Linked DNA regions of Homo sapiens: regions 1, 2 and 3 are each linked to region 4. Evidence: chromatin loops called from intact Hi-C (ENCODE). Cell type or tissue: GM12878. All regions are shown on one strand. Region 1 has its middle 7.8 kb from the start of UBC. Region 2 overlaps SCARB1 (scavenger receptor class B member 1). Region 3 has its middle 16 kb from the start of UBC. Region 4 overlaps SCARB1 (scavenger receptor class B member 1).

Region 1 (5,000 bases), 130 kb before region 4:
TTAAATACATACACATTTTGTGTGTTTGTGTGCAGGTTTATAAAGTCAAAGGTGATAGTAACCCATTTAAGTTCCTACTCAATTTTACTTTCCAGGGATAACTAACTACTTTTTCTTTTTGAGATGGAGTCTCGCTGTGTCGCCCAGGCTGGAGTGCAGTGGCGCGATCTCGGCTCACTGCAAGCTCCGCCTCCCTGGTTCACGCTATTCTCCTGCCTCAGCCTCCCCAACAACTGGGACTACAGGCGCACGTCGCCATACCTGGCTAATTTTTTGTATTTTTAGTAGAGACAGGGTTTCACTGTGTTAGCCAGGATGGTCTCGATCTCCTGACCTTGTGATCCGCCTGCCTCTGCCTCCCAAAGTGCTGGGATTACAGGCATGAGCAACCGCGCCCAGCTGGGATAACTACTTTTTACAGGTTGATATTCTTTTGGACTTTTCCCCTGTGTAAAAATATACTATATTTGTTATGTACATATTATGTACATACAGACACAAATTGGACCATTCTCAGTATAATGATTCTCAGGTTTTTTTTTTTTTTTTGAGGTGGGGAACTAGATAATTATGGACATCTTTCCATACTAGCATATCTAGATCTACCTCATTCTTTTTAATATTTTTGCTAGTATTCCATTGTATGAATGTCCTATGATTTACTTAACCTGTCCATCAATATTTGTTTCCAGGTTTTTGCTATTATAATGCTGCTGCAAAGTACATCCTCACACATCTTTATTTTGTCTATTCATATTTCTGTAAGATAGGTTACTAAAGTTGGAACTGCCAAATTAACACTATCATACTATTTTGTTTTTTAATTTTAATTTTTTAAAAAATGTAAAATGTGCAATTTCAAGAGGAGAAACTTGAACACAAGGAGCAAAATCTATTTTTATAACATCCTATTAAAAGCTTGCTTTACATAAAGATTTTGAAAGAATAGCATAAATACAAGATTTCTATTTTAATTGGATTCTTAGGGCTAATAAAATAATCAGCCTTAGCACTTATTTATTTATTTTTTTTGAGACGGAGTCTCGCTCTGTTGTCCATGCTGGAGTGCAGTGGCGTGATCTCGGCTCACTGCAAGCTCCACCTCCCGGGTTCACACCATTCTCCTGCCTCAGTCTCCCGAGTAGCTGGGACTCCAGGCGCCCGCTACAAAGCCCGTCTAATTTTTTTTGTATTTTTAGTAGAGACAGGGTTTCACTGTGTTAGCCAGGATGGTCTTGATCTCCTGACCTTGTGATCTGCCCGCCTCGGCCTCCCAAAGTGCTGGGATTATAGGCTTGAGCCACTGCGCCCGGCCAGCACTTATTTTTATAATTCTTCATGATTACTGTGTTACTGTCCCATGATATTTCTCAATTTTTAAATTTTTCAAAAAAATTAATCCTTAATGTGCATATTTTTGAATTGTTAATATAACTTTTTGAGGTGATGTCTTCATGTGTTTCAACTACTTAAAAACTTTTAAACAGTATATAATAAAAAATCTTCCAGGCCACTCACACCTGTAATCCCAGCACTTTGGGAGGCTGAGGTGGGCAGATCACCTGAGGGCAGGAGTTCGAGACCAGCCTGGCCAATATATATATATTCATATATTCATATATATATATATATTCATATATTCATATATATATATTCATATATTCATATATATATATATATATATATATAGCAAAACCTCATCTCTAATAAAATACAAAAATTAGCTGAGCGTGGTGATGCATGCCTGTAGTCCCAGCTACTCGGGAGGCTGAGGCAGGAGAATCTCTTGAACCTGGGAGGTGGAGGTTGCAGTGAGCTGAGATGGTGCCACTGCCCTCCAGCCTGAGTGACAGAGCGAGACTCGGTCTCCAAAAAAAAACAACAAAAAAATCTTCCATCCTTGTCTCCCATCCACCCCTTCCCCCCAGCATGTACTTGCAGACTTTATGCATATACAGTGAGTACTGTATATACACAAATAATAAAAAAATCATATATATAATATATGTAATTCCCCTTTACATGAAAGGTAGCACACTGGTCTGTACAGTCTGTCTGCACTGTGCTATTTCACTTTATATTTTTATAGTTTGACAGAGTTCTAACATTTCTTTTTTTTTTTTTTTAACAGAGTCTTGTTCCTGATTGTTAAATTTTAAAGCATCCCAAAGTTTGGTTTCACACTTGAATGAATACCATGTAAGGATTCACTTACATAGATGTGGTTGCCTGAATCTTAAGAATAAAATAACATTGTTTGTATTTATTTAAATTAGTGTTCCTTTTATGGTTTGCCTGAAAGCACAACAAAATCCTCACCAAGATATTACAATTATGACTCCCATACAGGTATACTGTTTAGAGATTGGCAAGCACCTTTTAATTAAAGGAGTCAGCCAGCTTAGTGTGCAGTATTTATTTCTGCCGGAAGAGGGAGCTTCAGGGACAGACTTTGGTTTAGTCATGAAGCCTGCAGCACTCCCAAGCGGTTGTGGTTGACCAAGCAATTTATGCTTTTACCTTTCTACTTCCAGAGGCTTGTTTACTTATCAGTAAGCATTAATTTAGTGTCCCCTCAGATGCCTTTTACTTTCTTCTTTTCTGCCTAGAATAAGCTGCTCTTCCAATTTTGCAGCTACATGTTTCCACCCCAGTTGGAATTTCTCCATAACATCCATTGTAGCTATCCTTCAATCTACAGCCTCTATTTCCTGTTATAGCTGGTCAGGTCTAATCCCTCAAAATACTCTGTCCCCTGCTTCCCTTATCTGCTGGCCACCTTTTTCCCCCACATACACACTGCCATGTCCCACCCTTCACTCAAGTTGTTCCCTGCCACCTCAACAAATTTAAGTCCATAAAATAGAGTAAGTGTTCCTGACTGTTAAATTTTAAAGCATCCCAAAGTCTGATTTCACACTCGAATGAATACTATGTACGGATTCATTTACATAGATGCGGTTGCATGAGTCTTAACAAAAAAATAACATTATTTGTATTTATTCAAAGTACTGTCAAGATATAATGTCAAGATCTAATTCAAAGGTTCCACAAAGCCTTCCTTGACTGCCCCCAACGAAGATTATCCATTTTCCCTGAAATCCCATTGACTTTTCTATTTTGTAAGGAGGCTCGTGAGACTCTGTCTAAAAACAAAACAAAACAAAAAGAAACAATCAAACGGCTTGCTTCTGTTCTTTGATCTGCTAGTAAGCAAAAATTACACATGGTGACAGGAGCTATGTGAGGCTGTCAGGTTGAATGGGAGGAGTTTGGGATCCTGCTTGTGGATGGTTGGAAGAGGCTTTCGGGAAAGACAGTATTTATGTGAGACCTGGAAGATGGGCCTTAGCTTTGCAGAAGGTGGAGAGGCAGGAAATAGCACGGGGGCCCTGGGGCTGGAAGACTTGGGCATATTTGAGGAACAGAAAGGAGACCAGCATAACTGAGGTGGGAAAAGCATGTGAAGAGATGGGGCTGGAGGAGGCCGGGAGTGGTGGCTCACGCCTGTAATCCCAGCACTTTGGGAGGCCAAGGCAGGCGGATCATGAGCTCAGGAGATTGAGACCATCCTGGCTAACACGGTGAAACCCCGTCTCTACTAAAAATACAAAAAAAAAAAAAAAAAAAATTAGCTGGGCGTGGTGGCGGGCGCCTGTAGTCCCAGCTACCTGGGAGGCTGAGGCAGGAGAATGGCGTGAACCTGGAAGGCGGAGCTTGCAGTGAGCCGAGATTGCACCACTGCACTCCAGCCTGGGAGACAGAGAGAGACTCCGTCTCAAAAAAACAAACAAACGAAACAAAACAAAACAAAAATTAGCCAGGCGTGGTGGTATGCACCTGTAATCCCAGCTACTCGGGAGGTTGAGGCAGGAGAAACGCTTGAACTCAGGAGGCGGAGGTTGCAGTGAGCCGAGACTGCGCCACTGCACTCCAGCCTGGGTGACAGAGGGAGACTCCATCTCAAAAAAAAAAATTTTTTTTTTTTTACAAACGGTGTCTCCCTCTGTCGCCCAGGCTGGAGTGCAGTGGTGTGATCACAGCTCACTGCAGCCTCAACCTCCCCAGCTGAAGCCATCCTCTTGCCTCAGCCTCCTAAGTAGCTGGGACTACAGGCGCGCACCTCCAGGCTTGGCTCTTATTCTTTTTATTGTTTTTGAAACTATAGAACCTATTTTTAAAAAATGTTTTGGTTGTTTTTATTGCTGCTTTTCCTTTTGGGGTTAGAACACAAGTTTTGATGGGAAACAGGTTAGAACACATTCATCTCTTCCCATAGCGATGGTCATAGAAAAACGGGGCATATTTATAAACTCTCAGTTGATCTTAAAATGTGCAAAAGCTGCCGAACTCCCGGGAGTGAAGGGCGAAGCTCGTTAGCATCAACTGTGGCTGGGGAGTGACCGTAGGCAAGAGGGAGGGGCAAGTGTGACTCAGCGCTGTGTGGGCCAGTGTTTAGAGGCCAGCGTGTCCCTGCAAGCACGTGGGACAGTGGTCTGTTCTGCACTGTGCGTGACTCCTCGAGGAAGTCCACTTACCAGTTTCTCCTCACTGGTATTTTTGGGAGTTTCTGAAGAATGCTTGCACTCTTCACAAATCTGTGCTTGTTGTCATTTGTCACTCAGCCAGCTGGCTGCCTTGGGAGATTCTGCCCATGACCTCTGACATCTTAGACTTGGCTTCTCTGGGTTGCCTCAGGGATCTGGCTCTTTCCTTAGGACAGCTAGACATGGGGGTAGTGAAAGGAAATTGCAACGCGGAGAAATCACAATTGTGTGCCGCAGATATTAATGCTCCAGGGTCCTGCTCCTTCCCTGGGGGATCTGATAGGTCATTCCTGTCTTTGGCCCAGAGCTGACATCCTTCCTTAGCTATATCCCCCAAACCTGGAGCCAAACCTCACCCCCTTCTGTGGGGCCCAGTGTAAGGAGAAAAAAAAAATTTACCTCCCACCCAGATGACATCATCATAACCTCCAGATGATGTTATTACCATTCTGC
Region 2 (5,000 bases), 53 kb before region 4:
GGGACTTATCAACAACTACATAGAAATTTCAGATATTGATAATGTCAGGGAGATAAAACAGGGTGATGAATATAATGTGATGGGGGAAGGGCTGCTTTAGGAAGAATGGTATTTTCATCCATTTTGTTCACTATTGAAGTGCCCAGGCCTAGAGCAGAGCCTGCCATACAGTGGGGCTCAATAGAGATGGTTAAGGGATTGAAAATTGCTCAGGGAAGGTCTCACGGAGAAAGTGACTTTAGACTTGAGAAGTGAGGGGCTCACTTTTGTGGGCATCAGGGGAAAGATTGCCCCTGGAGGAGCAAAGAGTCAGTGCAAAGGCCCTGTGGCAGAAACTTGCCTGGTGGCTCAGGAGCACAGCAAGGCCAGTGTGGCTGGAGCAGAGTGAGCGAGGCAGATAGGAATGGGGGAGGAGACTGGAGTGACTATAGGGAGCTGGGTTGTGCAAGACCTCATAGGTCACTGTCAGGAATTTAGATTCTATTCTGAGATAAATAGGGAGGCATGGGGGAGGTTTGAGCAGAATGACATGCTCTGACTTTAATCTTAAAAGGATAACTTGGATTCTGTGGGGAGAACGGGGCGGGGGGCAAGAGCAGAGGCAGGAAAACAGCGGGGAAACTACGGCACCCATCCATACAAGCCAGGATGGGGGCCAGGATGGTGTTGGAGAGAAGTGGATGGATTTGAGGCATGCTTTAAAGCGAGAGCAGCCCAGCCTTGCTGATGGAGGGTGCTAGGTGGGAGGAAAATGGAGGACTCAGGAATGACTCAACCTCTTCGCTTAAGCAACTTACAAGCGTGGGTTTCTTGTAAAAACCTTTTATTTTAGTCTTCTTACCTTAGTCCTTTAAAAATCAAAAGAAGTTGGAACATGAGCCAAGGGTGTGGTGTTCCCAAGTCCCAGATTGGATTAGCCTGTGTCGTAGTTGTTCCTGCATCTTAAGGCCCCATGGAGCTGGGGATGCCTGGAGCCCTGGGATTGAGAGTGTAGTCAGCCACTGACTGCTGGTCCAGAGTGGGCAGGGCCTGGCCTTGTCCCAGAACTAGGCTTCGTCTGGGCAAATTGGCTTCTTGGCTCATTTGGTCAGAGGTGTGTTTCTTGGAAGCCTGTTTTCTCTTCTCATAGGAGGAGGAATTAGACCTTGCAATTCAGTGGCCAGGTCAAGTTAATGATTCATTTGTGAAGCTCCCGTGCAAGGAGCCCAGCGGGGATGGCCTAGGAGAGAAGCGTGAGGGCACAGGCCTAGACGTGGATACGGAGCCTGGGGCTCTGTCTCTCCCTGCTCCTGTGACCTTGGTCAGGCATTTGGCTTTGGAGCCTCAGTGTCTGCTTCGATGAGATGAGCCATTGAGAATTTAAGAGGTGAAGTAGGTGGAAGTGTTTCGCTACCTGAACAGGGCCGGGCAGATCGTCCAGACGATTCTGCTCCCCTGGTGTCTGAGGGCAGGGGCGTCTCAGGGCAGGGGCCCCATCGTGTTCATCCCTGTGTCTTTAAATTCCTAGCATAGCATCTAGCATGGGGCGGATGATTGTACAGGGCATGAACTGCAATCCCAATGAGGTCAGAGCAGCCTCACTGTAGGCCGAGGTCGTTCCAGTGGGCTTCATGGAGGAGGTGGCACCTGGGCGAGCGGGGTGTTAGGTTTGGAGGTCAGGGGCCTCTCCAGGTGCAGGGGAGAGTGCTGTGGGTGGTAGGAAGAGAATGCTAAAAATTAATGTCTATGAAATCTTCATCTCATCCATCACACATTTACCGAGTTGTTGCCCCGGCCTAAACAGGCGGTACTCTCTGTGTATTTAAAAAAAAAAAAATCCCTTCTTAAGTATGAGCTGTTTAAAACACACAAAGGAGGACTAGCGTTACCACCCGCTAGACATTTCCACGTTGATTATATGGTTTCAGGTCTCACTTTTGCTCATTCACCCAGAAAATATTTACAGAGCTCCTGCAAGGTGCCAAGAGCTGTCCCAGGCCCTGAGGACAGACACATCGCCAAACAAAGCAGCTGAGGATCTTGCCCTTGTGGGTTTATGGCCAGGCAGGTGATACAGATGGACAGCAATAAACCTGATAAGCTAATTATACCGTGTGCTCGAAGGCCACAAGCAGCATGGAAACAACACGGCAGGTCGGGAGGTCAGGAGTTTTAGGGGCAGGTTGGATGAGCCTTCTGAGAAGGGGGCATGTAAGCAGAGATTCGAAGGGGTGAGGGATTTGACCACGTGTTTAGGAGGAAGCAGTGGGTGCAAAGGCCCTGGGGCAGGAGCGTGGCCTCTTGGACAGGATAGCAAGGAGGCTGTGGGGCTGGGCTGAGTAACAGACAGTGGTTGTGGAATGAGACCACCGCTTCTGCTGTTGTCCTTCCCAGCTTCTCCCCAGCCTCCCCTTTTCCCTAGTTTATAAGACAGGAGAAAAGGGAGAAAGCAAAAAGATGGAAAGAAACAGAAGTAAGATAAATAGCTAGACGACCTTGGCGCCACCACCTGGCCCTGGTGGTTAAAATAATAATAATAATAATAATATTAACCCCTGACCAAAACTACTGGTGTTATCTGTAAATTCCAGACGTTGTATGAGAAAGCACTGTAAAACTTTTTGTTCTGTTAGCTGATGTATGTAGCCCCCAGTCACGTTCCTCACACTTACTCGATCTATTATGACCCTTTCACATGGACCCCTTAGAGTTGTAAGCCCTTAAAAGGGCTAGGAATTTCTTTTTCGGGGAGCTCGGCTCTTAAGACGCGAGTCTGCCGATGCTCCCGGCCGAATAAAAACCTCTTCCTTCTTTAATCCGGTGTCTGAGGAGTTTTGTCTGTGACTTGTCCTGCTACAGTTGGATGTGGGGCCAGAGAGAACACAGGGGCCAGACCAGGCAGAGGGGCTTGTAGGCCAATGTTCGGACGGTGGCTCGTATGTTATTTTCAAGAAATAACATGTTCACAATGACAGTTAAAGCTTTCCCCACATCCCCAGCCCCCAGCCCTCTCCTGAGATTGTTTGCAGGTATCATTTCCCTGAATGTTTTTCTACATTTCCACATGGGTTTGTCTTCAGAAAGAATATAGAGTATTATTTCATGTGTTTGGAAAATTCACATCAAGAGGCCCATGTCAATTGTTTCTTTCTTTAGCCTTTTCTTCACTCAAGATTTTTTTTTCTTTAAAAATAAAAATTGAGGCCAGGTGCAGTGGCTGACACCTATAATCCCAGCACTTTGGGAGGCTGAAGCGAGTGGATCTCTTGAGCTCAGGAGTTCAAGACCAGCCTGGGCAACATAGTGAGACCTTGTCTCTACTAAAAGCAAAAAAATAAAAAAATAAAAAAATAGCCGGGCGTGGTGGTATGTGCCTTGTAGTCCCAGCTACTCAGGAGGCTGAGGTGAGAGGATTGCTTGATCTGGGGAGATCGGGAAGTCAAGGCTTTCCAGCCTGGGCAACTGAGCGAGACTCTGTTTCAAAATAAATAAATAATAAAAATTATGTATATTTAAGGCATCCAAATGCTGTTTTGCTATATACACACACATAGTGAAATGATTACTACAGTTAAGCAGATTAACATATGTATCTCCTCATATAGTCACCTCTTTTTTTTTTTTTTTTTTTGAGACAGGGTCTCGCTCTGTCACCCAGGCTAGAGTGCAGTGGGGTGATCACGGTTCACTGCAGCCTTGAACTCTCAGGCTCAAGTGATCCTCCCACTTAAGCCTCCTGAGTAGCTGGGACCATAGGTGCGCGCCACTGTGCCTGGCTAATTTTTGTATTTTTTATAGAGATGGGCTCCCTATGTTGCCCAGGTTGTTCTCAAACTCCTGACCTCAAGCGATCCTCCCACCTCGGCCTCCCAAAGTGCTGGGATTACAGGCATGAGTCCCGGCCACCTCTTTGTTTTTAGTGGTGAGAGCACCTGAAATCTGCTTCCAGTATACAGTACAGTATTAATCACAGTCCTCGTGTTGTGCATGCAACCTCCAGACCACCCATCCCACATGACTGCAGCTTTGCGCCCTGTGACCTGCATCTCCCCACCTCCCCAGCCTCCGCCCCGTAAGCACCATTCAACTCTCTGTGTATTCAATGTCTTCAGATTCCTCACCTCTAAAAGACAAATCTGGAAGTATTTGTCCTGCAGTATTTGTCCTTCTGTCAAGATTCTGCCTTTGAGATATCTGCAAGTCGATGGCGTTTACTCACTGTGCAGCCACCGTGTGCAGAAGCCCAGCTTATCTTTGACTGAGAACCTGGCTGGGCTCTCTGTTGTTTTTCAAGGCAGGGTCTCGCTCTGTCACCCAGGTTGGAGTGCAATGGTGTGATCTCGGCTCACTGCAACCTCCGCCTCCTGGGCTCAAGCGATTCTCCCACCTCAGCCTCCCGAGTAGCTGGGACTACAGGTGCATGTCACCGTGCTTGGGTAATTTTTGTAGTTTTAGTAGAGACGGGGTTGCACCATGTTGGCCCGGCTGGTCTGGAACTCCTGACCTCAAGTGATCCACCCGCCTCGGCCTCCCAAAGTGTTGGGATCACAGGCGTGAGCCCCCGTGCCTGGCCCTCTGTTCTTTTTTTGAGGTCTGACAATTCTTCTGGCGCTTTCTTGCACACTTAGGAGAATCTTTCTAGGGCAGAGTTTTCAAACTGTCAGATGTGATCAGATTGTGGGTTGTGAAATAAGTGGGGTGGGTGGGGATCAGCTTTTTTTTTTTTTTTTTTTTTTTGAGATGGAGTCTCGCTCTGTTGCCCAGGCTGGAGTGCAGTGGCGCAATTTTGGCTCGCTGCAACCTCCGCCTCCTGGATTCAAGCGATTCTCCTGCCTCAGCCACCCGAGTAGCTGGGACTACAGGCATCTGCCACCACGCCTGGCTAATTTTTTTGTATTGTTAGTAGAGACAGGGTTTCACTGTGTTGGCCAGGATGATCTCGATCTCCTGACCTCATGATTTGCCCGCCCCAGCCTCCCAAAGTGCTGGGATTACAGGCGTGAGCCACTGCACCTGGCCTG
Region 3 (5,000 bases), 120 kb before region 4:
GATAGTTTTCTTTCTTTCTTTTTTTTTTTTTTTGAGATGGAGTTTCACTCTTGTTACCCAGGCTGGAGTGCAATGGCGTGATCTTGGCTCACTGCAACCTCTGCCTCCCGGGTTCAAGTGATTCTCCTGCCTCAGCCTCCCGAGTAGCTGGGATTACAGGCATGTGCCAGCACACCCAGCTAATTTTGTATTTTTAGTAGAGATGGGGTTTCTCCATGTTGGTCAGGCTGGTCTCGAACTCCTAACCTCAGGTGATCCACCCGACTCAGCCTCCCAAAGTGCTAGGATTACAGGTATGAGCCACCGTGCCCGGTGATAGTTTTACCTTAAAAATTATTCTGTGTTCCCTCACACAATAAGGACCTCATTGATTATTTCACTTGACAAAGTCACTTTCCATGTAGAAAACACTTCTTGAAGCCCTTGGGATCTCAGCTGGGGACGCGGAGACTTTGCCCTCCAGGAGGGCATCTAATGTTTGTGATGATTGCCTCATCTGTCGTTTGCACTGAGCTTGTGTTGCTAATTATTAGCTATGGTGGATGCAGAGAGAAAGACGGAATTGGATATGGAATGGCAGAAGCTATGACAAACTGCAAGAGTGCCTGGCTGTCACTGTTTAAAAAATTATAATGTTTCTCAAAGGTAATTTTGTTATAAAGTAATTGTGCAGTTTGTTCATTTAACTGTGCAGTTTGTTTATTTGTTCATTTAACAAATAAGGGACTGTAGAGATGGCGTCTTGCTATGTTGCTTGGGCTGGTCTGGAACTCCTGGGCTCAAGTGATCCTGCTGCCTTGGCCTCCCAAAGTGCTGGGATTACAGGTGTGAGCTACTGCACCTGGCCAGCAGGGCTGTCCTTTTTCACTTGCCCCAACCTCAGTGGCTGATGGACTGATTTGCTCCTGGAATCTAAGATTCATGCAGCCACAGAGGGACAACCCTGGTGACTTAGCTGAAGCGTGTAACATTGAAAATAATTATAGCCGGGTGCAGTGGTTCACACCTGTAATCCCAGCACTTTGGGAGGCCGAGGTGGGTGGATCACGAGGTCAGGAGTTTGAGACCAGTCTGCCCAACATGGTGAAACCCCGTCTCTACTAAAAATACAAAAATTAGCTGGGCATGGTGGCATGCATGGTGGTGGGCAGGAGGATCACTTGAACCCGGGAGGCGGAGGTTGCAGTGAGCTGAGATCGCACCACTGTACTCCAGTCTGAGTGACAGAGCAAGACTCTGTCTCCAAAAAGAAAAAAAAAAAAAAGAAAAAAAAGAATTATGGTGTGCCCATGCTCACAGCCGAAATCAGAAAACAACCCTAAAAAACAACCCTAAAAGTCCACCAGTGTAGACCAGGCACAGTGGCTCACGCCTGTAATCCCAGCTCTTTGCTCTGTCACCCAGGCTGGAATTCAGTGGCACGATCTCAGCTCACTGCAACCTCCACCTCTCGGGTTCAAGCGATTCTCCTGCCTTAGCCTTCCGAGTAGCTGGGATTACAGGTGCCTGCCACCACAACTGGCTAATTTTTGTATTTTGAGTAGAGATGGGGTTTCACCACGTTGGTCAGGCTGGTCTTGAACTCCTGACCTCAAGCAATCCACCAGCCTCGGGCTCCCAAAGTGCTGTGATTACAAGCATGAGCCACTGTGCCCAGCCAAGAACAGTTTTTATATTTTATTTTCACATTGAAAATCAGTCACATTTGCTTCAGCCTCAAAGAGCGTGTTTATGTAAAATTAAATGAGTGCTGGCAGCAAACTGCACTTTTTTTTTTCTAAACAGGAAATGGGTTAATGGGTATGGAGTTGTAGTTTTGCAGGATGAAAATGGGGACCGAGTTTCAGTCTGGGAAGACGAAACTGTTCTGGAGATGAATGGTGGCAACGGCTGCACAGCAATGTGAATGCCCTTAGTGTCACACACACAAATGGATAAAATAGTTAAAAACTATGTGCATGGTGGTAAGACGTGGAAAAATGTTTAGAAAGCAGGCAGAAACAGGAAACAATTGTTGAGTCTTCCATTTGGGGGGCTTCTAAAATGTTCCCAGATGGTGGAGCACTGCCCCCTCCCAGCGTGGGGAGGTTTCTGTGCGTGCTCACGGGCACCACGCTGAGTTAGGGGCTGGCAAGGGCCCTGGTGAAATGTTACCGAACCTAAATTGAGAGTCCATGGCCAAAAGCCAGAGCATCTCTCAAGCGTATGCAGGCTGTCCTGGCACCCCGGTTCTCTCCAAGGCCACCACAAAAAACATAAGGCAGCCACAAGGGGGAGTGGGGAGGTGACTCGCTCCTAGCCGGGTGCTGGCATCACCTAAAGGAAGTGGGCACGGAGCGTGGTACCCGCAGGTGGCGCCACCGTTCCCCACACCGTCCCTGCACCCCTCCATCTCCGCACCCCTCCATCTCCTCCGTCCTTTAAAAATTGTGGTAAAATACTCATAACACAGAACTCGCCATTAAAAAAAAATTCACCATTTTAACCATTTTGAGTGTACAGTTCAGTGGCATTTAGGACATTCACAATGTTATGCAACCACCTCCTCCATCTAGTTCCAGAACATTCCTTCATTCCCAAAGGAAACCCCTGTACCCATTAGTAGTCACCTCCTATTTCTCCCTCTCCCCAGTCCCTGGTGAACACCAATCTGTTTTCTGTCTCTTTTTCTTTTTTTTTTCAGACAGGGTCTTGATCTGCCATCTGGGCTGGAGTGTAGTGGTGCAATCATAGCTCACTGCAGCCTCAAATTTCTGGCCTCAAACAATCCTCCTGCCTCAGCCTTCCAAAGCGCTGAGATAACAGGCGTGAGCCCCTCTGTGTTCTGTCTATGGATATGCTTACTCTGGAGATTTCCTATAAATAGAATCTTGCACTGTGTGGCCTTTTGTATCTGGCTTCTCTCACTTTTTTTTTTTTTGAGACAGAGTCTTGCTCTGTCTCCCAGGCTGGAGTGCAGTGGTGTGATCTCAGCTTACTGCAGCCTCCGCCTCCCGGGTTCAAGTGATTCTCCTGCCTCAGCCTCCCAAGTAGCTGGGACTACAGGCGCCTGCCACTATGCGTAGTTAATTTGTTTGTACTTTTAGTAGAGACGGGGTTTTGCCATGTTGGCCAGGATGGTCTTGAACTCCTGACCTCAGGTGATCTGCCCACCTCAGCCTCTCAAAGTGCTGGGATTACAGGCGTGAGCCATTGTGCCTGGCCCTGACTTCTCTCACTTAGCAGCAGGTTTTCGAGGTTCATCCATGATGTAGTATGTATCAGTGTTAAAAAAAAATTTTTTTTTTGAGATGGGGTCTCTCTATGTTGGCCAGGCTGGTCTCTAACTCTTGACCTCAAGTGATCCTCCTGCCTCAGACTCCCAAAGTGCTGAAATTAGAGGTATAAGCCACCATGGCCAGCCAATATTTCATTTCTTTTTATGGCTGAATCATATTCCGTGGTATGGACAGGCCACATTTTGTCATCCATTGATGGGTATTTGAGTTGTCTCCCAAATAGTTTTTTAAATGGTTAAAAGTGAATGAGTATTATGTGATGTGTATTTTTGCTTTTTGCTGTTATGAATACTGCTGCTATGAACATGCATAAACAGGTGTTTGTTTGAGTGCCTGTCTTCAGTTCTCTTGGATGTATGCCTAGGAGTGGAATTCCTGGGTCATATAGTGATGCTATGTATAACTTGATTCTTTTTCTTTTCGTTTTTTTGTTTCAATCAAGCAGACCCTGAACCAGAATAGGTTCAGAGAGACTCCCTGTATGTTTAACTTGTTGGTGAACTGCCAAACTGTTTTCTTCCCCTTCCTTTCGGATTATGATGAGCAAAACTTCTCAATATAGAGACTTTCAGCTCATCCTTGAATCTCTCTGCAAAGCAGCCAGGGATTGCCTTAAAACTGGTACACGACTCCTGCCCCATCCCTGCTTAAACCCCATCAACTGCTTCTTCCCAATGCATACACAAAAAATGCAACTTCCTCTGCGAAGGCTACAAGGCCCTACAGGACCAGGGCCTCCCGATCCTTGCCCCCCTGACCACTCAGGTCTGAGGTCAAAGTCAGTTCCTTGGAGAGACTCCAAGATTGTCCTATCTGTTGTTTGTCCCACACCGTCTCTGTCTCCTACATGAACCTGAGTTTGTTTTTCATCATCCTCATCCCAGCCAGAGCAGAAGGAAGGATGATACCTCGCTGCAGACCACAAGGTCCAGCTGCCCTGGGCCCGTCCCTGGTGCCACTCTCTGTCTCACGGTCTGTGCTCCAACTGCCGAACCAGCTCCTGCCACAGGCCCTTTGCACTTGCTGCCCACCCCTACCCAGAATGCTCTGCTCTCATGGGTGACTTTTTCTCAATCATTTGGTTTTGATTCAGATTTTATCCATCAAAGAGGCCCTCTGTGGTAGGCTGAACAATGGCTCCTCCAAAGATGTCTGCATCCTAATTTTCTGGGACCTGTGACTGTGTTACTTTGGAATTAAATTAAAAGTGCCGAGATGGGGAGATGATCTGGGGCTTATCTGGTGGGTTGATGTAACCACAAGGGTCCTTATGAGAGGGACACAGGAGTCAGTCTTGGGGAAGAAGGTGACGTGGACACAGGGGCAGCGGCTGGAGTGATGAGCTTTGCGGGTGGAGGAGGGGGCCGTGAGCCAAGGAGTGCAGGCGACCTCTAGAAGCTGAAAAAGGTGAGGAAACGGATTGTCCCCTAGAGCTTCCAGAAGGGATGCAGCCCTGCAGACTCCTTGACTTTAGCCAGGTGAAACCGTTTTGGACTTCTGACCTCCAGAAACGAAAGATAATGAGAAGATAATCAATTTGTGTTGTTTTAAGTCACTATGTTCATGATTTGTTACAGCAGCTAACAGAAAGCTCCTTGACCAACCCAGGCCCCATCCCAGGCAGAGTCTAAGCCGCTCTTTTCTTTTTTTTTTTGGGGGGGGGGACGGAGTCTCACTCTGTCGCCCAGGCTGGAGTGCAGTGGCGTCATCTCGGCTCACTGC
Region 4 (5,000 bases):
TGATATTTATATTTGATGCTTTTAAGCCTTTTATTAATCACTCCTATACTTGCCTGCAACATAAATATATAAGTTGAAGCAAACTTTTTTTTTTTATTTCTTGTGACCATCAAGGGTAAATTTTTTTAGGTCTGGGGCTGCCATAACAAAATACCATCAAGGCCGGGCGTGGTGGCACACGCCTGTAATCCCAGCCCTGTGGGAGGCCAAGACCGGAGGATTGCTTGATGCCAGGAGTTCAAGACTAGTCTGGGTAATATGGTGAGACCCTCATCAATACAAAAAAAATACAAAAATTAGCCAGGCGTGGTGGTGGGCGCCTGTGGTCCCAACTACTCAGGAGGCTGAGGTAGGATTGCTGGAAGCCAAGAGGTTGAGGCTGCAGTGAGCTGTGATCATGCCACTGCACTCCAGCCTGCGAGACAGAGTGAGACACTGTCTCAAAAAGAAAAAATACCATCAATAGGTGGCTTAAACCATTTATTTCTCACAGCTCTGGAGGCTGGAAGTCTGAGACCAGGGTTCCAGCAGGGTTGGGTTCTGGTGAGGCGTCTCTTCCTGGCTTCAGACGGCCGCCTTCTCTGTGTCCTCACATGGCCTTTCCTCGGTGTGAAAGGGGGAAGAGAGAGGGAGAGCGAGAGCTCTGTGGTGTCTCTTATAAGGACACTGATGCTATCAGATCAGGGCCTCATTTAATTATTTTCTTAGAGGCCCCATCTCCAGACACAGCCACACTGGAGGTTAGGGCTTCAACAGGAATTTTGGGTCAACACAAACATTTAGCCTATACCATCTGGATTGCCTTTCAAGTCTCAGGACACAATTGGTCAAAACTATATTACTATGTTTTATGTGACATATCAAAGTAGCAAAATTTTATTGGAATGCATGTCCTTTTGGTATGCATTTTATATATCTTTTTCATTTACAGATTAGAGTTGTGTGTGAGTGTGTGTACAATTCCATGAATTTTGACATGTTTATAGAGTTGAGTCATTACCCCTACAATCAAGACAAAACAATTTCATCATCCCCCAAGATTTCCTCATGTCTTCCCTTTGTTTTTGTTTGTTTTACAGTGGGCTCCCATAATTTTTTTTTTTTTTTTTTTGAGACAGAGTCTCGCTCTGTTGCCCAGGCTAGAGTGCAGTGGTTCAATCTTGACTCACTGCAGCCTTCACCTCCCAGGCTCAGGAGAGCCTCCTGACTTAGCCTTCCGAGTAGCTGGGACCACAGATGTGTGCCACCACACCTGGCTAATTTTTTTTTTGTAGAGATGGGGGTCTGGCTCTGTTGCCCAGGCTGGTCTCAAACTTTTGGCTTCAAGCATTAGTCCCACCTCAACCTACCAAAGTGCTGGGATTAGAGGCGTGAGCCACTGCACCCAGCCTGCGACCTGTGCTGCCTTCCTCCCACTTTGTAGGGAAGTCCCTCATCCCCATGCTTAGCCCTTGGCCACTAGCTATTTTTACCTTTTCCAGAATGTTCTAAATGGGATCTACAGCCTGTAACCCTCTGAGCCTGGCTTCCTTCACTCAGCACTGTCTCTAGATGCATGCCTGTTGTTGTGTGTAGCAATAGTTCCTTTCTTTTCACTGCTGAGCAGAACTCCATGGGGTGCACACACCAGTGCTTTTCAGCCGTTCACTTATTGAGGGACACGTAGAGTGGTTGCAGCCTTTGGCAATTGCATTAGTTGGTTTTCACGCCACTGATAAAGACATACCCAAGACTGGGTAACTTTTAAAGAAAAAAGGTTTCATGAACTCACAGTTCATATGGCTGGGGAGGCCTCACAATCATGGTGGAAGGCAAAGGAGAAGCAAAGTCATGTCTTACATGGGACCAGAGAAGAGAGAATGAGAGCCAAGTGAAAGGGGAAACCCCCGATCAAACCATCAGATCTTGTGAGACTTACTCACCACCAGGAGAACAGTATGGGGTTAACCGCCCGTATGATTCAATGATCTCCCACTGGCTCCCTCCCACAACATGGGAATTATGGGAACTACAATTCGAGATGAGATTTGGGCAGGGACGCAGCCAAACCACATCAGCAACTATGAACAAAGCTGCTGTGAACGTTCATGTACAGATTTGTGTGTGAAGGCGTACGTTCATTTCCCTGGGGTGTATACCTCGGAGTGGAGCTGCTGAGTCAAACTGGAGCTCTGCGTTTCACTTTTGGGGGACTGCCAGTTTCACAGTCGCTGTACCAGGCTGCATTCCCATCAGCTCTGCGTCCTCACCAGCATCTTGGTGTTTTCAGTTTTAAAAAACTTCAGCCCTTCGTAGTGGTTTCTCATTGTGGCTTTTATTTGCTTAGAAATACTTCTTGTCCTGAGATGAGTGGGACTTCCTCTCCACCCCCAATTAATTCATGTATCCGTGAATGACTGTCACGTATTGCTAGAATGAAACCAATTTTTACCATCAATTCTTTGTCCCTGCAAGTGCAGAGAAGCCTTGTTTTCATAAGGAAGTCACTGGGAGTGGAATTCTTATACTCCTTCTGGGTAGTATGCGAATGTCACACGGCGATCTGTCATTGGAAGCGATTCTCACTGATCTCCCAGCAGACAGGTCCGTTTGACCTTTCTTCAAATTTGTAGAAAGCAGCAAAGTGGAAACCACCGGCTTGCAAAAGCATTTCTTACCCAATCTTTAGATGGGTTCTCGAAACCTGTGTCCGGGAAGTTCCCTCTGATTGGGGCTGGAGGTCAGGGAGGCTTTGCCCGTTGGCTGTAGAGTGGAGGGGTGGGGGGTCTTGTGACCTGCCCGGGGAAATGGCAGGCGAGTGACAAGCTCAGGAGAGAGTCCAGGCCCCGAGGATGGTTCCCTTCAAACTCCCCATGTCTGATCCTCTGGGAAGCTGAGGCCAGCTTTGGTTATTTGATAGCCACGGTGAGGATTTTGACTTAATCTGTGTATGCAACACATCACAGACAGTTTTAACTCTTGCATTCAAGTCTACCTGCTCATAAAACAGAAAAAAAGACAGGCCCCAGAAGGCATTCGGTTTTTTTTTTTTTTTTTTTTTTTTTTTGGAGACAGGGTCTCACTTTGTCACCTAGGCTGGCACAATCACTGCTCACTGCAGCCTCAACCTCCCAGGCTCAGGCGATCCTCTCACCTCAGCCAGCCTCCCAAGTAGGTGGGATTATAGGCCTGTGCCACTACACCCGGCTAATTTTTTGTATATTTTTGTAAAGATGGGGTTTCGCCGTGTCGCCCAGGCTGATCTCCAACTCCCAGGCTCAAGCGATCCGCCCGCCTCGGCCTCCCAAAGTGCTGGGATAACAGGCATGAGCCACTGCCCTGGCCCTTAAGTCATTCTTGTGTTTGTGTGTGTGTGGGGTGTGTGTGTGTGTGTGTGTGTGTGTGTGTGTGTGTGTGTTCCCGAGGGACTTAGCCTCCCGTGTGTCTCATTGGGTGAACATCTTGCTTCTGAGTGAGGTTTGATTTTTTTGTAGGGTGTGCGTTTGGACACATCCTTGGTCTTAAGCCCAGCCAACGACCTTAGCCAGGGCTCAGGGAGGGAAGCACCGCCTGCCCCACAGCTGGAGGGCTGGGGTTCGGGACACCCGGTCGAGCTTCAGTGTCTCTGATTCTGAGCATCTTTGACTCTGCGAGACTTTCTTCTCATGCCTTCACTTCAGGCGCCAGCCCCTGCCAACGATGGGACTCCACTACTTACCATGTTGATTTAATTTGGCTTACTTTTTTTCTTAAAGAATTTTATTTTAAAAGGAAGGCAGTCATATCTGTGAAATTATGGGTCCTTTGGGCAAGTAATAGTTTTCCAGTCGCCATTAAAATAAATACCTAACTATTAAGGACGTTCCTCCCAGTACCTCGAAGCAGCCTGCTACCTGCAATCTCTGCACCATCCCATGATTGTGTCCCATGCACCCTTCTTCCTGCTCGGCCTGCATCGCCCCTGCGTGGCCTTTTCCCCCCTCTCTGCCTCTCTCAGTCTTCGCCATCATCAAAGGCGCAATTCCAGCCATGCCCTCTCCTCCAGGAAGCACCCCTCCCCCATCACTCCTGCTTGCTGTTCTTCCCTGTCTCAGGACTCCTGGGGCACTTTGTATCTCAGTTGATACTAGAATGTTCTAGAATACCAGAAGTCCTGACACCAGTTGCTGTAACCCCAAACTCCAAGGACCTGCAGCATAAACCCCGGTACATGCCCTTGTGCTGGAAACGAATATTTTTGGCCGGGGCGGTTACTCACATTCCTTAGTACTCCTTGGCTCACGCGGACACCCATTCTTTCAACACATACTTATCCAGTGCTCACTACGCGCTAGGCACAGGGGGTGCAATTGTGGACCAGACAGAGGCGGCCCTTCCTCTCAAACAACTTTACAGTTCTGCCACTTACTAGCTGTGGGACCCTGGACAAGTCACACAGCCTCTCTGGAGACCTACTGTTCTCTCCTTTAAAGCAGGTGACTCAGATCTGCTTTGCAGGGACGTCTCCTGCTTTGCAGCGATGTCACCCAGGAGAGATGGGTGAAGTGGATAGTGAATGGAGTGGGCCAGGGCGGTGGTCCTCGGCTGAAAACAATGCCTCTCGGGGTCAGCGTGGGGCTCAAGAGGTGGCGGCCCCGTGGGTGGGTCCAGGGCCAGGGACCCTGTGTCCGAGCCCCTGCCCTGGAGCCATCCTGTCTCACCTGAAGGCTCTGCCAGTCTGGTCCACTGGCCTCCCGGCTCCCACGCGTGTCCCGAGCCGTCCATTCTCCAGGTAGCGGCCCTGAAATGTTAATCTGTCACAAGGGTCATCTTTGCTTGAATTGTGGGTGACTTTTCCCCATCCTGGGGGTAAAGTCCCCCCGACTTGTCTCTCCATCCGCGATCCCCTGCAATCTGGCTGCAGCACGCGAGACTTCAGGACGATTCCGAGCTCGGCCACTGGGGGGCGAGCTGTGCACACAGGTGGTCCAGAGGCTGCTGCCTGGGAGGGGCTGCGGATCACCCGGTTCCTGGAGCGGAGT

The links. Peaks named below come from ENCODE experiments on the same cell type or tissue, not always from the same donor. Only the 100,000 strongest peaks of a DNase experiment are listed, where the experiment ranks them.
Region 1: it touches region 4 in a loop (5-fold over the local background); 36 of 110 quality-filtered maps call a loop at or near these places.
Region 2: it touches region 4 in a loop (4-fold over the local background); 4 of 110 quality-filtered maps call a loop at or near these places.
Region 3: a loop joins it to region 4, with 5 times the contacts of the local background. A loop is called at or near these places in 36 of 110 quality-filtered maps.

The regions. Positions count from the first base shown.
Region 1 is chr12:124,904,393-124,909,392 of GRCh38, reverse strand. No RefSeq gene overlaps it. Among named protein-coding and RNA genes, the nearest start is that of UBC, 7.8 kb to the left of the region's middle. In GM12878, a CTCF peak has its summit at 2,453 (motif pointing right); DNase peaks (open chromatin) are centred at 2,442 and 4,462; H3K27ac peaks cover 1,079 bases.
Region 2 is chr12:124,824,941-124,829,940 of GRCh38, reverse strand. All of the region lies in intron 1 of SCARB1 (scavenger receptor class B member 1), which reads left to right. Among named protein-coding and RNA genes, the nearest start is that of SCARB1, 36 kb to the left of the region's middle. RefSeq lists enhancers at 1,645-1,824, 3,893-4,614, 4,615-5,000. In GM12878, no CTCF peak of the experiment used is centred here; a DNase peak (open chromatin) is centred at 1,900; H3K27ac peaks cover 1,092 bases.
Region 3 is chr12:124,895,940-124,900,939 of GRCh38, reverse strand. No RefSeq gene overlaps it. Among named protein-coding and RNA genes, the nearest start is that of UBC, 16 kb to the left of the region's middle. In GM12878, a CTCF peak has its summit at 2,302 (motif pointing right); a DNase peak (open chromatin) is centred at 2,305; H3K27ac peaks cover 583 bases.
Region 4 is chr12:124,771,939-124,776,938 of GRCh38, reverse strand. SCARB1 (scavenger receptor class B member 1) reads left to right here. Exons shown (of 13, transcript NM_005505.5): 13 at 1-83. Among named protein-coding and RNA genes, the nearest start is that of SCARB1, 89 kb to the left of the region's middle. RefSeq lists enhancers at 2,232-2,391, 2,452-2,501, 2,512-2,671, 4,793-4,862 and a silencer at 2,582-2,876. In GM12878, a CTCF peak has its summit at 4,917 (motif pointing right); DNase peaks (open chromatin) are centred at 2,148 and 4,968; H3K4me3 peaks cover 1,642 bases; H3K27ac peaks cover 4,613 bases.